Regions from separate parts of the Homo sapiens genome. Here region 1 is linked to region 2. The links are chromatin contacts, found by Hi-C in ENCODE. All regions are on one chromosome and are shown on one strand. The core of a region is the stretch at or near the end of the contact, and the rest is flanking DNA. Distances in the headings are between cores, read along the strand shown.

What was found. A loop is a pair of places that touch in the nucleus more often than their neighbours do. Pooled maps may share reads with other maps.
Region 1: a loop to region 2 is called in a map with no recorded cell type, with 14 times the contacts of the local background. The contact joins two enhancer-like sites. A Hi-C loop is called at or near these places in 2 of 37 single-sample maps with no recorded cell type and 4 of 50 pooled maps.

What each region holds. Positions count from the first base shown.
Region 1 is chr1:172,179,629-172,183,544 of GRCh38, forward strand. All of the region lies in intron 14 of DNM3 (dynamin 3), which reads left to right. Among named protein-coding and RNA genes, the nearest start is that of DNM3OS, 37 kb to the left of the region's middle. RefSeq lists an enhancer at 1,518-1,567. Within about 2 kb of position 1,748, at least 25 of the 41 ENCODE cell types and tissues checked have a DNase peak (open chromatin) inside an H3K27ac peak, as active enhancers do.
Region 2 is chr1:169,679,286-169,683,282 of GRCh38, forward strand. All of the region lies in intron 1 of LOC107985745 (a long non-coding RNA gene), which reads left to right. Among named protein-coding and RNA genes, the nearest start is that of SELL, 30 kb to the right of the region's middle. RefSeq lists an enhancer at 1,200-1,449. Within about 2 kb of position 1,411, at least 5 of the 41 ENCODE cell types and tissues checked have a DNase peak (open chromatin) inside an H3K27ac peak, as active enhancers do.

The DNA.
Region 1 (3,916 bases), core at 498-2,997, 2.5 Mb after region 2:
GATGCTATGCCGGATCATTTCTGCTTGGATTATTTGTGGCCTTATTTAATTCTGGACTTATTTTCCAGCATAGTTTTGGGAATACAGATTCAATAATTTTTAGATATAACCAATAAGTACTGGGTGACTACTCTGTAAAAGCACTTCTTCATATCTCACATTTTAATCTTCACAATAGCTTCATCAGAGCAGGTGTTATTACTTTTTTATGTATTAAAAAACTAAGGCTCTGAGAGGTTAATTAGATTTTCGCCCATGGCGTACATAGCAGGGATTAGACGACTAGAACCCTACCATTAGTAGATAATAAGCTCAGGTGGTGAAAATCAATTAGCTTCAGTAAAGCCTAATTGTATCTGTAAATATGTTACAAATATCATACCGTGTCTCTGAGTTCTGAGTCAAATTTGCAGTGTTTTTGAAGCAGCATTGCCTTCTGTTACCTGGCTGCTCTTGTATAGTTTAGCATGAATGCATGGCAGTTTGCCCTGTAGGAACAAATCTAGTCTATGTGGATATACTATCATGATTCAGTTAGGTCTCAAGATCAGTAAATTAATTTATGTAAAGAATAAGATACTATGTATTTCGGTTTTTCAATACAGAACCATGAGTAGGAGAGTTTGTATGTTTACTGCATGCTAACCAACACTTGTTTGTTCTTTATGGTTTACCAATTTCACTCGTTAGATCCTGACTTTTACCCTGTATCGTAGATAGGGCTGAGATTATGCACCTCATTTTACTCACAAGGAAACTAAAGCCAAAGAACAGTGTGTGATTTTCTCAGTAGCCTTCAAATATATTGGCCTAGAAAATATTCTGATAGATAAATAGTCTAAGGACAAGTGGATTCATTGTAATATCTGCAATGCATTTTATTTCTTATATAATTAAGAGCTTACTGCTAGAATACAGTGTGATTTAGGTAAAACTTCTCAACATATAGCATACTTGAGGGAAAACAGAAGATCATAAAAAGTTTCCTTCTTTTATTGCAGGAATAGCATATGATTTATTTGAAGCCTAATTATTTTCCAGAGGAATGCTCTACATGTTTCCAATAGCTGTTTTGTGTTTCTGTAGAGGGTTAGAGGAGAAGCTGCCAGTTTCCTCCCAATACTGATGTTGCAAATCTCAGAACTTTAATCTGGAACACTCTCCTCTGTTATGTATATGTATGAAAATTTGCCCTACCTATTACCTTACTTTGGCATGTGGCATTTACTTGTGAAAAATGTCACAATATCTAATAGTTTATTTCCTACTCATGGATATAAGGCAAAATAACATTAAACAAGAATAAATATCTGTTTACCAACATTTAAATGATAGTTCTTTTGTTGTCAACTGGCAAGTACGGAGCACTTACCAAGTGCCGCCACTCCGCTGGGCTCTGGGGAACACAGCTCTTCCTTAGCTGAGCTCATAATCTGGACTGTGAGGCCTACACATCAGGGCAGAAAGCTTCTAGTTTCACTTTTCATATAGTAATTTTGAAAGCATAAGAGGCTTTGCAAAACATCTTTTAAAATAAAGATGCTTCTCCACCATCTCTAAGATAAGTTGGTTCTTTTTGGCAAAGGTGATTTTAATTGTTAGTACATTTCCAAGACAAGAAATGCAATCTGTTGACACGCCCTTCAAAATAATCAGATGAAAACAAGGAACACAAATATGTCCAGCCCTGAACTCTTCATTTTTCCTCTTGATGAATCCTTTCTTATGCTTTAAAACACTTGAGTTTACACACACACACACACACACACACACACACACACACACATATTTCTGGTAGGCGTGGAGATATATATCTATATATATCTTGCTATTAGGGCAATTCCCTGAAAGATTACACTACCTTCTTTATGCATAACGTCAATGCCTGATATTAAACAGAAACGAACTATGTGACTATGCTTTCCTTTTTAAATATGTGAACGTATTTCTCTACAGAGTTGTTTTGTAGCCGTATTGCTACTAAACTGGTGCCCAGCTCCAGGCCTGCAGACTGCTGACACACAATTAATCTCACAAATTTATGAATGCCAAAGCATGGAGCAAAATGAAAACAACTGGGGGAATGTTTAAGGGAAATAATTGGACTGTATCCAGATGTGCATGTGTAAAACATCACCACTTAACTCCTCCCCCATATCCTGTCTGAAGACAGGGTTTTTTTTTTTTTTTTTGAAAATAAACTGGGGTTATTTGAAAGAAGTTGTGGTCTCTGACTAAAACTGAATAAGCAAGGCCAGGCTGGCCATAATTCTGTGTGTTCTTGTATTTTTGTTTCTTAATTAACTCATTAGGTGCTGATGAATCAATCTGCCTCATGTCTGTTTTTGGTGGGTGTTGCCACAACTTTATGAACTCTATTTAAAGATAATATGTAAGGGGTTTCAAGACTGATAGTCGATTTCTTTGAGTTTTTGGTTATAACGAACTGGAACTTTTTACTATTAGAAATAGGCAACATTATTGTAGTGTGAAGGTCATCAAGCTGGGACGTGAAGTCTGGTCAAGAGGAAAAAAATGTGACAACATTTTATAGTTTTTTTTTTTTTAACAGTCTGTCCAAGATCAGTTAGGGGAAACAAACAAACAAAAAAACGATTTCTCTAAGATGCTTAACTCACTAGATAAAGCATAAAAATGGAGATAATAATGTTGAGTTTGTGTGCATGAAATTAATTTAGGATCTGGCATCACTGGGATATGAGAAGCTAGAGGACAGGGTGCTCTGAAGAAATATTTTGCAGGTTGATGTCTAACCATCATTACATACCTTAAATGGTACTAGAGATGAAGTAATAAAACACACTTTTTCCCTCAAATGCAAATATTTCCTCAAAAACAAGATAACCAAGTCCAGCAATAAATCCAACTCATTTCAATAAAATGTTCTCCACAGACTTGCTTTTCTCCTACTCTGTTTAAGGACAAAAATAAAGATGAAATGAATTGCAATGAACCTGCTCAGAGGTACTCACTAAAGTGGAGCATAGAGAGGCCTTCTGCTCTGCATGCCCCTCCCTCTATCTGCATTGTCCTCAGAGACTGCCTGAAAATTCAAATTCTGGGCCTCATTAGGCACAGAGTCCTAAGATTGTGTTTCTGTTTTTATTCAAAGAGAGAAAACAAAAGTAGAAAAAGTTGAATACCCAATCTTTTATACCATTGCAGGAAGGCTTAAGGACCCCAATCGTCAGTTTTCCTGCAATTGGTGACTTCAATATGAGAATAGTATCAGCACTTTATTTTGAGAGTAAGTATTGATAATGTAGTATCATTCCAATTGTGCAGGTAATTATTTAAAGTCCAATTTTAATAATCATGACAACTGAGTATAGTTTCTATCAAAAAAAATTTCTTAGTTCCTTTACCAAGAACTGGTAAAAAGGCAACTTTTTAACTAAAGGGAGCTAGGTACAGAAAGGCACTGTCCTGTCCCAGACGCCAAAAGTTTAGTGGGAAGTGATGGCCATAGAGAGGGAAAGGGGATGAGAAGATCACTGGTTTCAGTATTAATACAGATATGCACATACAGCACCATCTCTAGATCATGCCTGTTATTCTCCATATCGTCTCCACATACTACCCAATAGAGATATATTTTATTTAGCCAGTTTTGGTTTCAAACACAAATAATTTCTGGGAAAGTTCAATATATTGGTTTCACACACTTTATGGATATAATATCATGATGTTGAAAATATTCTATATTATACAAAGTTTTTTTAACACAAATTAAATTTTGATGTCATAAGTGAAGACTTGGCAAATAAATACTAAGAATTATCTGTGTACCAGTATAAGGAAAATACAGTGATTCTGGGTTTCAAAACCCAAATACACTGAAACATTGTGGAGTTTTTAAAGTAAGGAATGTGCTTGGTCTGGCAGATGATAAAAC
Region 2 (3,997 bases), core at 161-2,660:
AGTCCAAACCCTAAACAAAATGGGACACCCTTGTGCATACACAGAGACACAGCCCATCCTCAGGAAAACCTGGAAAAGTCCATACAAGTTCTGGAAGCAAGCTTGGGACGGTTTCAGTAGTGTGGTCTATAAGGGAGGCCTCAGAAGACAGGTTTTCTTAATTCTGTGAACTTCTCCCACAGTAGAAAGGGTGCTGGAGGAGGGTCAGAGTGAGGACTTCTAAAGCATGGGTCCTGAGTAGGGGCCACTCTTGCCCAAGTCTAAGAAGGGTACTAGAATAGCACACTACTACTAGATACTAGAACCCAGATACAAGCACAGGTCTTCTGAAATTAATAATAATAATAACTATTACCATTATTATACCAGTAGCTGTCATTTATTTAGTGCTTATTATTTGCCAGTCACTGTTCTAAATTCTTTACATGTATTATACAACTGCCATATAACTGCCATATGAGGGATGTACCCTCATTGTCACCATTTTACCGATGAGAAAACTGGCATAAAACGTTTAAGTAACTTGTCCAAGTTACAGAGCTTAGTGAAGCCACAATGTTGCTCAATTTGCTCTCAAACTTCAAAGGGATGGGAAGGACACCTAAGTCATAGAGTCTTTAAGAATCAGAGCTAGAAGGAATCTTAGATGTTATCTAGTCAGCCTCCTCCCATTACAGTCCAAGAGAAGATGGCCCTGAGTTACTTGTAGCTATTTTTGCATGTGAATTGCAAGTGAATATACATTCTACTGAAGATAAAAGATATTTAAAGATATCGCTGGATATAGGAACAGTGGTTTTAAATCTCTAGGCTTTAACTTTTCTCAGAACAAGAAATCCTTTTTGGTTTTAATCTATATGCACATCTGTATTTTTCTCAATTATCGGGTAGTAAAATATAACTTTTCTTCTGTAATATTTTTTAACTTTAATGAGTGTTCCTCATAATAGAAAAGTTTGGAAACCATTGCTATGGGTATATACTTTCTAAAGGGATAGTAATTTCTCTAGAATATTCATTTAATGCTCCAGAAGTAATTAGCACAATTGTGCAAGTCTGTGCATCATCAACTATACATTCTGCCTGTTTACTCCAAATCCACATGAAACTGATTATACAGTCAAAGGCGAGCCCAGTGGAGAGGCATTTTTGGAGACTTCCTGGTACATTGAGACAGGGTCGGCCAGTCTGCGTTAGGGTCTTGGTCAAAACTGCATTTCTGAAACTAAACTCAGATTGCTTTCTTTTAAGGGGTCAGAACTGATTCAAATCTACATTTTTAAAAGCCTTAGATGTGGGGCTTTTCCTATTCCCAGTCTCCGCTATTGGTCTTTGTGAATCCACAGGCAATTTGGCCACATCCTTGACTCTCTCTTATATTAAGAATTAAACAGCTAAGTTCATGCAGAGGAAATATAACAAAGGAGGGACTTTCCTACAAGATCTTTGAAAAATGGAACATTTGCATAAGTCATATTTAGCCAGAACTGTTGTTTTATATTTTCCTTTCTGAATACTTTGTTACACCTCCTCCCAGCCAACCCCCCCCCTCCCTGACCCCAACTAGTCAGAGACCAAAGCCTTCACAATGGTTTACACTTGAACCTTCCTGGCCCCACCCTCATCATCACGCCTGAATAATTACATTCACTGACTGGTCTCCCCTGCTTCCGTTTATCTCCACTCCTAAACCCTCTGACACCTTAATCTTCCCAGAATACCATTGTGATCCTGTTCCACTCTTGCTCAAGTTTTCCCAGAAACTAGAGTACAAACTTTATAAGCTTTAGAGTTGAAAGCCACTCTATCTCTTTTTCATCCCCAGGTCTCTGCCAAGGCAGTATAACCTGTCCAACATCTCTAACTTCAATACCTTTGTCTTAGATACTAGACTCTCCTCCTGGTTTCTAATTAAACCTGATCTAGGATCTAATTTTGCCTCTGAATTCTGTTGCCCTTTGCCAAGTGATCTCTTCCTCCTCTGAGCCGCAGCATCTCTGAGCTTGCACACTTAGCATAGCCATAGCACACACAGCCTTAGCTTGCAGTTCAGGGTGTTTACCTTCCCTCCCCTTCCAGATGCTGGATCCCCAGGGATAGGAACTCTGCCCTTATGTGTCCATAGCCCCTGGTAGTATGTCTTGCAGTCGTACATTTTCAGCAAATGTTTAATTGGTTAATTGAAGACAACTGTCCCATGCCTTAAGCCTCTCTTTTTGCTAAACATGCCTGTGTCCTTTGTCATTGAACAACTATTTTGATCTATTTTCTTCCTGACATAGGGGTCAGTTCCGAGGATGCTGAAATCAAGAGACATAGCTTATTCTCTCAAAATTGCTTTCAAGAGTGATTTTGTTGTGAATTGAGAACTGGCTGCCTACTTTTGGACTACCCACTTCAGCAAGAGTGTTTGAAACCAAATCTATTCTAAGTAATTTTTTATTCCCTTTTCTCTATGGCATTAGACACACAGCTCTTTTAAACTACCTTTCGTTATCTATTAAACAGACATTCAGTAACTCTATAGACACTGTCTAGCTATATGAACTTAGACAAACTAATATCTCTGAGCTTCAGTTTCTTAAAATTTAAAATGAGGACAATACCATCTATGGCCGGGGATTAAATGCTATGAGGAATGTAAACCAGATGTCAGGTACCATCTCTCTAAAATCCAGATAAAATGAATTAAAAATACTGGCCGCAAACCCTCTCTAAGAGTTCTCAAAATTCTCAGAGAGCTTAATTTTCATGCTCACCATAGCACCGATTTTCTTCTAAATATTTTGTTTCTACCAAAATATTTTGTCCCAATTTTGCCTTTTATGGCTATTTCTTCATATCCACTTTCCCAAACTAAAGAAGCAGCCCCTTCACCTTAAACTCCTCCTTCAAAGCAACCTAAATACAGGTCTGGGTTTGTATTCCTAGTGGGATGTTACAGAGGTTAGTGTGATGCAGAGGAGGAGTCATGCTGTTTAAATCCATACTAGTCCCCAGAGGCCAGGCTGCTTCTGCCACCCCTACCCCTCCCGCCACAGAGCTCTTCAGCTTCTCACATTTCTAGTTCTTCTCTCTCTACTTTCATTACCTTCTCTCTTTTTTTTTTTCTTCTCATGTGCTCACGGGAGCAGAGAAAATTAACTCCTCTAAGTTTTCTTAACACAGAGTGCCTTAATTACATATTACTATTGTTTGAGTTCCTGCCAACACTACGTCTGTAGGGTCACACCTGCTATATTAGAGGCTTATCAAAAAAAGATAGCTTTCTCCTAAAAAGGGATTTGGATGCCTACTAAGATAACTGGATGCCAAGATAAGTTTAACCTAACAAACTTTATTATTATTATTATTATTATTATTAGAGATAGGTACTTATTCTGTCACCCAGACTGCAGTGCAGGGATGCAATAATAGCTCACTGCAGCCTCAAAGTCCTGAGTTCATGCAATCCTTCTGCTTCAGCTCCCTGAGTAGCTAGGACTACAGGCATATGCTACTCTGCCCAGCTACTTTTAAAAAAATAATTAGGGATGGGGTCTTGTTGTATTGCCCAGGCTCGTCTCAAACTTCTGGTTTCAAGCAATCCTCCTGCCTTTTACCTCCCTAATTGTTGGAGTTACAGGCATGAGCCACAGCACTCAACCAAGATTTAAAAACTTTTAAAAGAAATCACATTACTTACTGTTATCATCATTATGGTTACTACCAGTGTTAAAACAATTGGTATTGAAAACACCACTACCAGATCAAGCTTCAAACCAAGATGTCAAGTAAATATTATTGTCAGACCTCTGAGCCCAAGCCTGCAGGTATACACCCAGATGGCCTGAAGCAAGTGAAGAATCACAAAAGAACTGAAAATGGCCGGTTCCTGCCTTAACTGATGACATTCCACCATTGTGATTTGTTCCTGCCCCACCTTGACTGAGGGATTAACCTTGTGAAATTCCTTCCCCTGGCTCAGAAGCTCCCCGACTGAGTACCTTGTGACCCC